Regions from separate parts of the Homo sapiens genome. Here region 1 is linked to region 2. A link is an interaction called in ENCODE POLR2A ChIA-PET data of the cell type or tissue named here. Cell type or tissue: GM12878. All regions are shown on one strand. Each heading gives the region's core, and the rest is flanking DNA. Links, peaks and the distances in the headings are about the cores only.

Region 1 (5,959 bases), core at 912-3,411, 140 kb after region 2:
TCCTCCTCAGAACCCCACACCTCTTATAGCTTGATCGACAGCCCCCATTCATTTCCAGAAGCCCCAAGCCCCAGACCCCTGCTCAGTCCCCCTAATGCTCCCTGCATCCTCAGCCCCATCAGGTGGGCCACTGGGGCCCCTGGCTCTTCCTCTAGAGCTTTCCACGCCCCGTTCACCTGGCTAAGGCGGGGCGCAGGCGTGCGTGGTTGATGGCAACGAGGAGGTCAGAACGCAGCGCTTTTCTCCACTGCAGAAATCAATTCCAGTCACCTTTCAAGGTCCAGCTGAAGAGTGACCTCGCTTGTTTATTCATCTTCGCAGATTACAGTTCTGGGCATAGAAAATGCTACCACGTGGTTACCGAATGAAGGAAGGATGTTTACTGAGAGACTCCCCTGCAGTGTACCCCAAATCAGAGCGAATCCTCACATCTTTGTTTCTAGTCCTTAGGACACAGCATCGAAGGCTCCTAGTGCACAAGAAAAGGAACTGGGCGGTGGCTCATGCCTGTAATCCTAGCACTTTGGGCGGCAGAGGCGGGAGGATCACTTGAGCACGGGAGTTTGAGACCAGCTTGGGCAACATAGTGAGACCCCGTGGTGGTGCACGCCTGTGGTCCCAGCTATTTGGGACTTGAGAGGCTGAAGTGGGAGGATCACTTGGGCCTGGGAATTTGAGGCTGCAGTGAGCCATGATTGCACCACTGCACTGCAGCCTGGTTGACGGAGACCAGGTCTCAAAAAAAAAAAAAAAAAAAAAAAGTAATGGCCTGGACATGAATCTCTTCTCCAAAGTCACAGAACCTCCTGGAGCCTATTTGCTATGAGGACAGTCTCCAGATGTGGGCTCAGTAAAAGGTCCTCAGCCTGCTGGCTGGGAGCCCTTCCAGGGTGGGGCCCACGTTCTCTCCATTGCTGCTGGGGAGGAAATTCAAACACCATCTGGTATGGCTGGATTGGAGAGCGTCGGGAGACTCCAAAGGGGACGGCAGGGAGTGAAAAATGAAAGACATTGACCGAGTGTCTGGACAATAGGGAAAGCTCTCTGATGAAGGAAACCGACACTTGGCTCCAATGACAGAAAGTAATAGATTGCATGGGAGCCACGGAGACCAGTGCCTGTTCAAAAGGTCACCCACAAGCACAGCACTGCCCAGGAGGCCTGAACAGTAGTGGCCTTCAGGCTGGGTGCAGTGGCTGACACCTATGATCCCAACACTTTGGGAGTCTGAGGTGGGAGATTACTTGAGCCCAGGAGTTCAAGACCAGTCTGGGGAACATAGTGAGACCCCATCTCTACAAAAATAAAAATTAAAAAAATAGCTAAATTAGCTGGTCATGGTCCCAGCTACTTGGGAGGCTGAGGCGGGAGGATAAGTTGGGCTCAGGAGGTCGAGGCTACAGTGAGCTGTGTTTGTGCCACTGCACTCCAGCCTGGGTGAGAGAGCAAAACCTGCCCCCAACCCCAACAAAGTAGTATCCTTCAGAGAACTTGGAGGGGTGGGCACTGAAAGCTTCAGGGACCAGCAGAGACAAAAATTTGAAGCCACTTGGTGGAGACGGGAGATCGACAAGAGGAAATGGTCTCGAAGGAGACCCACGGGGTGCAGGTTAAAACCTGGAGGAGCTGATGTGAACAGCCAGCTCAGAGCGCCTGAGACAGAGTTGCCTTTTTTTTTTTTTTTTTTTTTTAGACAGAAATCTTACTCTGTTGCCCAGGCTGGAGTGTAGTGGCGTGACCTTGGCTCACTGCAACCTCCACCTCCTGGGTTCAAGCACTTCTCCTGCCTTAGCCTCCTCCTGAGTAGCTTACAGGCACCCACCACCACGCCCGGCTAATTTTTGCATTTTTAGTAGAAATGAGGTTTCACCATGTTGGCCAGGCTAGTTTCAAACTTCTGACCTCAGGTGATCTGCCTGCCTCGGCCGCCCAAAGTGCTGGGATTACAGGTATGAGCCACCTCACCCGTCCCACTGTTGCCATTTGGAGGTCATCAGGGGTCTCTACTGCATAGAAATTAGTTGGCAGCCTTGGCACTCAAAGTGCTCGGCCAGGGCCATTTAATATAGAAGGACCTGGGAGTTTTGGGTTCTTTGACAATGCATATTTCAGTGGTTTAAGAATTTGGCACAGGTGGCTGGGCATGGCGGCTCACATCTCTGAGTGACCTGGGTTCAAATTCTAGCTGTTATTCAGCATGGGATTCAAAAGTAGGGACATAACCCCACCTCCTCACTGGTGAGGTGGGAGCAGAGAATGACATCCTGGCACACACTGTGCCTTGGAGGGGGCCTCCCTGAGCATCTCAGAGGGGGCTCATGATGGATCTGGCACTCATGGGTTGGGTGCTGTGGGGTGAGGTAGGGAAAGCCCAGCTGAGCTTGGGACCAACCCTGGGCTTCGTGGGAATCTGAAGTCCCTTTCCTAGGGGCCTCTCTGGTCCCTCGGGGCCTGTATGTGCCATCTCCAAGCTGTGTTTACCATGGGCCAGATCACAACCTGTCTGAATCAGTGTTCTCACATAAAAATCAGAAAGACTGATCCCAGCACTTTGGGAGGCCAAAGCAGGCGGATCATGAGGTCAGGAGTTCAAGACCAGCCTGGCCAATATGGTGAAATCCCATCTCTATTAAAATACAAAAAATTAGCCAGACATGGTGGTGCATGCCTGTAGTCCCAGCTACTTGGGAGGCTGAGGCAGAAGAATCGCTTGAACCTGGAGGGGGCGGAGGTTGCAGTGAGCTGAGATCATGTGAGACTCTGTCTCAAAAAAAAAAAAAAAAAAAAAAGGCCAGGCATGGCGGCTCACGCCTATAGTCCCAGCACTTTGAGAGGCTGAGGCGGGCGGCTCACCTGAGGTCAGGAGTTCGAGACCAGCCTGGCCAACATGGTGAAACCCCATCTCTACTAAAAATAAAAAATTTAGCTGGGTGTGGTGGCATATCCCTGTAATCCCAGCTACCCGGGAGGCTGATGCAGGAGAATCACTTGAACCTGGGAGGCAGAGGTTGCAGTGAGCTGAGATCACGTCATTGCAGTCCAGCCTGGGAAACAGAGCAAGACTCCGTCTCAAAAAAAAAAAAAAAAAAAAGCCCAGCACAGTGGCTCATGCCTGTAATCCCAGCACTTTGAGAGGCCGAGGCGGGTGGATCACAAGGTCGGGAGTTCAAGATAAGCCTGGCCAAGATGGTGAAACCCCATCTCTAACAAAAATACAAAAATTAGCCGGGCACGGTGGCAGGTGCCTGTAATCGCAACTACTTGGGAGGCTGAGGCAGGAGAATCGCTTGAAACCCGGGGGCGGAGGTTGCAGCGAGCCGAGATTGCACCACTACACTCCAGCCTGGAGGACAGAGTGACACTCCATCACAAAAAAATAAAAAATTTAAAAAAAAAAGCACCTAAAGTGTTTACCAGTATGCCAGGCACATCAGAAGAGCTTGAGAAATGGTCATGCTCAAATCCTGCATCCCACTACCTGAACCCCACAACCTGTGGCTGGAAGTATGAATACAGGTGGTGGGGAATGGGATAGAAACGGCTGGGCACGTGACCTTGAACCATCAGGGCTCAAACAAAAGGGCAGTGGGGAGGGAGGGGGCTCATAGGGTCCAGACACTACTCTGAGCTGCAGAGAAAGACAGGGAGACAGGCAGTGAGATGGAGGCAGAGCAACAGATGGGGGAAACAAAGAACAGAAGCAGAGAGAAACAGATTCAAGACCCCAGTAAGAGAGAGGGGCCAGGCGTGGTGGCTCATGCCTATAATCCCAGCACTTTGGGAGGCCAAGGTGGGTAGGTGGATCGCTTGAGGTCAAGAGTTCGAGACCAGCCTGACTAACATGGTGGGACCCCATCTCTACTAAAAATATAAAGATTAGTCAGGCACGCGGTAGCTCACACCTGTAATCCCAGTACTTTGGGAAGCTGAGGTGGGTGGATCATTCAAGGTCAGGAGTTTGAGACGAGCCTGGCCAACATTGGTGAAACCTCATCTCTACTATAATACAAAAATTAGCCGAGTGTAGTGGCAGATGCCTATAACCCAGCTATTCGGGAAGCTGAGGCAGGAGAATCGCTTGAACCCAGGAGGCAGAAGTTGCAGTAACCTGAGATCAAGCCACTGCACTCCAGCCTGGGTGACAGAGCGAGACTCCCTCTCAAAGATAAACAAACAAATAAATAAATAATAAAAATAAAAATACAGAGATTAGCTGGACGTGGTGGCACGCGCCTGTAATCCCAGCTTCTCCTGAGGCACAAGAATCTGGAACCTGGGAGGTAGAAGTTGCAGCGAGCTGAGATTGTGCTACTGCTCTCCAGCCTGGGCTACAAAGTGAGACTCTGTCTAAAAAAAAAAAAAAAAAAAAAGAGAGAGATGGAATAACAGCCAGCCAGACTGAAGAAGAGCGAGCACAGGGCCAAGGAGATACCATGTTGAAAGATCCTTTCTGGACTTGGGCCAAGGTAGACAATTCCGGGACACAGGGACAGAAACACTGAATTGATAACAACAAATGTTTTGGAGACCTCAGAGTGTAAAGAAAGGTTTACTCCTTGTATCATCCCCTCCCCGTGGACTGCTTCAATTCTATCGGGGACAGGCCAGTCCCTGGAGGCTGCAAGGAGCCACAAACCTTTCCCAGCTCACACTCTGCACCCCTCAGTCTCTGCTGCTAAAGAATCAGACTCAGGTAGATGGGGTGTCCACAGTCTGTCCTCATTACCCAGTCATACCGGGTAGCATGGCCCGAGAGAGCCCTTATCTCTCCCCACCTTAAAACCCTCAGCATCACACAGCAGGAACCAGTCCACAGGGCTTACCAAGGATACGCAGTGAAAACAGAATAATGTCTGTTACAAACCCCCTAAACCTGAGATGGCTGAAGAGCCAGATTCCTGCACCCCATCTGACTCCCCCAGGCAGTGGGAGATGACCCAAAGCCCCCATTCCCTGGGCAGAGTGGTGTGCCTGGGGAGGCCTGGCAGTGGTGCTGTGCCATGCCAGACCTTGTCCTGCCAGTCAGTCAGTCCTGTTGGTTGGGTTGAGCCAGGAGCACCCACAAGTCATCAGGGGCTGTGGATTTGTTGCTTGCCGCGTACCGCTGAAGTTCAAGGTAGCTAAAGGGTGGAGTCCATCAGTGGGTGGCCGTTCTCGGGAAGCATGATGCGAGTGCTGGCACCTCCCTGGGCAGAGGATGTATAGTGGACAGACTCGCGGGTGGACTGGCGGAGGCACGCGCAGCAGAGAAGGCGGCGGAAGGTGCGGCGCATCTCAGCATCTCGGCAAGAGTACACAGCAGCATTGACCAGGGAGTTGGCCTCGGCCAACAGTAGGAAGTACTTTTCTACAGCCAGGACATTGCAGGACTCACAGCCTAAACCATCCAGGAGCAGTACCACCTGGCCTGGTGTCCAGCAGACCACGAACGCCCCTGTGGGACAGAGGCGGAAGTGAGCAGGGCAAGCTGTCAGAGGCCCGGCACCTACAGCTCTCAGTTTGGGGTTGGAGTGGTCTCCAGAGCTCGAGCAATAGTGGTGAAGTTTGCAGTGCAAGAGCTGCTTGTTTCCCTGATTCTGCAGTGTGACAGGAAGGCCTGCTAAGATGGGACATCTATGCTAATTGGTACACAGTGGCCAAGGCACTGGACATTTTGTGTGTGTGTGTGTGTGTGTGTGTGTGTGTGTGTGTGTGTGTGAGATGGAGTCTCGCTCTGTCGCCAGGCTAGAGTGCAGTGGTACAATCTTGGCTTGCTGCAACCTCTGCCTCCCAGGTTCAAGCAATTCCCCCACCTCAGCCTCCCAAGTAGCTGGGACTACAGGTGTGTGCCACCATGCCCGGCTATATTTTTTTTTTTTTGTATTTTAGTAGAGATGGGGTTTCACCATGTTGGCCAGGATGGTCTCGATCTCCTGACCTCGTGATCCGCCCGCCTCAGCCTCCCGAAGTGTTGGGATTA
Region 2 (2,500 bases), core at 1-2,500:
CATTTGTCAGGTTTTTCTACTGTAAAGTTACCCTTCCCTCCTTCCCCTGCTCCACCATTTCCATACTGTCCTCTTTGGAAGGAAGTTACTATGTGTGGCCCACTCTTTTTTTTTTTTTTTTTTTTTTTTGAGATGGAGTCTCACTGCGTTACCTAGGCTGGAGTGCAATGGCATGATCTCGGCTCACTGCAACCTCTGCCTCCCAGGTTCTAGTGATTCTCCTGCCTTAGCCTTGTGAGTAGCTGGGATTACAGGCACTTTAGAGAAGGGGTTGTTCACCAAGTTGGCTAGGCTGGTCTCAAACTTCTGGCCTCCTGTGATCCACCCGCCTCGGCTCCCAAAGTGCTAGGATTCCAGGTGTGAGCCACCGTGCCTGGCGACACAGCCTACTCTTGAGGAATGGGGACTCATGCTCACCTCTTCAAAGGTGAATTGTCTGCATAAATTATTTGGGATTCTTCTGCCTGACAGTTTTATCTTTTCTTCCCCTGAATGACATTTTACTCACGTATGAGTTTGTAATACCATTGAATGTTGGAAAATAGTAGTTTACTGGGTTATAGAGACGTTTCAGATACACATATCATCATTTAGTGTCACAAAATCAGATTTGTCAATGTCACCACCTATCCGTTGGGAAGTTGTTGAGCTCACAGCAAGTAGCAAATATAAGTTTTCCAAAATTCTGATTTTTGATTAATGGAAGCTCGTACTTTATCACTGGTACCAGATACCCTTGGGTGTTTTTCATGAAGCACCAGGCTTTGCATGAATGCTCACGCGAGCGTTTCTCTTCATGGCGCCATTCCACTGCAGTATGCAGCAGGAGGGCTTCTTCCTGTCGTACTTTGTCATGGGATACCACAGAGACACTACTCAGAGGTTGACGTTTAATCGCATTTCATGACTGCCCCCCGAGGTGAGTGGCGTCCCCTTCTGCAGATGAAGAAACTTGGCCTCATTGAGGTTTGGTGAATGGGCCAGTCGCCCCAACACCTGCAGAGGTGCACCCAGCCCCCTCAGTGGTCCTCGTGGGTCACTTGTGGCCATTCTGCACTGAGCAACTGGAGCAGGTCTGATTGGGTTGTGGGTGTACCTAGCTGGCTAGGGGGACAGGTGCAAGTGATGGGGATCCAGCCACTTGTGATGCAGATGTTTAAAAGAGGGGCAGGAGGTTTCCAGGCACAGCGAGCACTTTCCATTCATTGAGAAAGTTTGTGGTCGTTTCAGAAGCAGTGTGTGTTTCATGTTTGTGGCTTTCATGCACACAGGTGACTTCTCTCTCCCTGTGTATTGGCGAGGAAGCTGGCATCTCTCCCAGGAGATGCCTTCAGTTCATTTGCTGTAGGGAGTCCTTCCTCCACCCTGCTTGAGGAGTTCTCACCATGTTTTCTCCCTGGAGGAAAGTGGGCCTAGCATGGGTGTAGGGACCAGCATCAGGAGGGGTGCTGCGATCAGTGGCCAGGGTTTCTCCTCCTCTTTGTCCTTTACTCTCCCCACACCAGGCCCTCAGGAGCCTGGATTCCTGAGCTCCACAACCATCCTACCCCTTCCAGCAGGCTTTGGCCCACTTGCAGTGTGAGTGTCCACCACCTCTGAGGTTTGTTTCTTTCCTTTTTTAAAAGACAGGGTCTTGCTCTGTCTCCCAAACTGGAATGCAGTGGTACAGTCATAGCTCACTGTAGCCTCCAGCTCCTGGGCTCAAGTGATCCTTCTGCCTCAGTCTCTTGAGTAGCTGGGACTACAGGTGCTTGCCACCATGCCCAGCTTTTTAATTTTTTTAGAGACAGGGTCTCACTGTGTTGCCCAGGCTGGTCTTGAACTCCAAAGCTCAGGTCATCCTCTCACCTCAGCCTCCCAAAGCGCTGGGATTGCAGGCATGAACCATCGCACCTGGCCATATTTTGTTTCTGACCATCCCCTGACTTGTCTTGTGATTTGGGTAAGTTATCATTTCTTGATAGAGTCCGAGGGCCACATCTGTGTCCTCACACTGCCTCCTCCTTCACACCTCAGGGACTTAGCTTGTGGATGCTACTGGCTGTCCAGGATCCTTCAGCCATAAATAAAGGTTCACTATTCCAAAAATGACATAGTGGGGCTCAGTGGCTCACGCCTGTTACAGCACTTTGGGAGGCTGAGGTGGAAGGATCACCTGATCCCAAGAAGTTCAAGACCAAGCCTGGGCAATACATAGTAGTTCCCATATCTACCAATAAATAACAAATTAATTCGCTGGGTGTGGTGGCTCGTGCCTGTAGTCCCAGCTACTCAGGAGGCTGAGGTGGGAGGATCGCTTGAGCCCAGGAAGTCGAGGCTGTAGTGAGCTGTGATTGTACCATTGCACTCCAGCCTGGTTTACAGAATGAGACCCTGTCTCAAAAAAAATAAAATATGACCGAGCGCGGTGGCTCATGCCTGTATCTCAGCACTTTGGGAGGCCGAGGTGGGCAGATCACTTGAGCCCAGGAGTTTGAGACCAGCCTGACCAACGTGGTGA

What was found. Peaks named below come from ENCODE experiments on the same cell type or tissue, not always from the same donor. Only the 100,000 strongest peaks of a DNase experiment are listed, where the experiment ranks them.
Region 1: POLR2A ChIA-PET joins it to region 2 with 7 read pairs; 1 of 35 experiments calls an interaction of 5 or more read pairs at or near these places.

Annotation. Positions count from the first base shown.
Region 1 is chr19:19,619,136-19,625,094 of GRCh38, forward strand. It overlaps LPAR2 (lysophosphatidic acid receptor 2), which reads right to left. Exons shown (of 3, transcript NM_001395660.1): 3 at 4,520-5,434. The coding sequence ends at 5,121. Among named protein-coding and RNA genes, the nearest start is that of PBX4, 3.4 kb to the left of the region's middle. RefSeq lists a silencer at 4,565-4,859. In GM12878, for the core only: no CTCF peak of the experiment used is centred there; no DNase peak of the experiment used is centred there.
Region 2 is chr19:19,479,727-19,482,226 of GRCh38, forward strand. The region is part of intron 2 of GATAD2A (GATA zinc finger domain containing 2A); the gene reads left to right. Among named protein-coding and RNA genes, the nearest start is that of TSSK6, 35 kb to the right of the region's middle. In GM12878, for the core only: no CTCF peak of the experiment used is centred there; a DNase peak (open chromatin) is centred at 1,248; H3K27ac peaks cover 371 bases.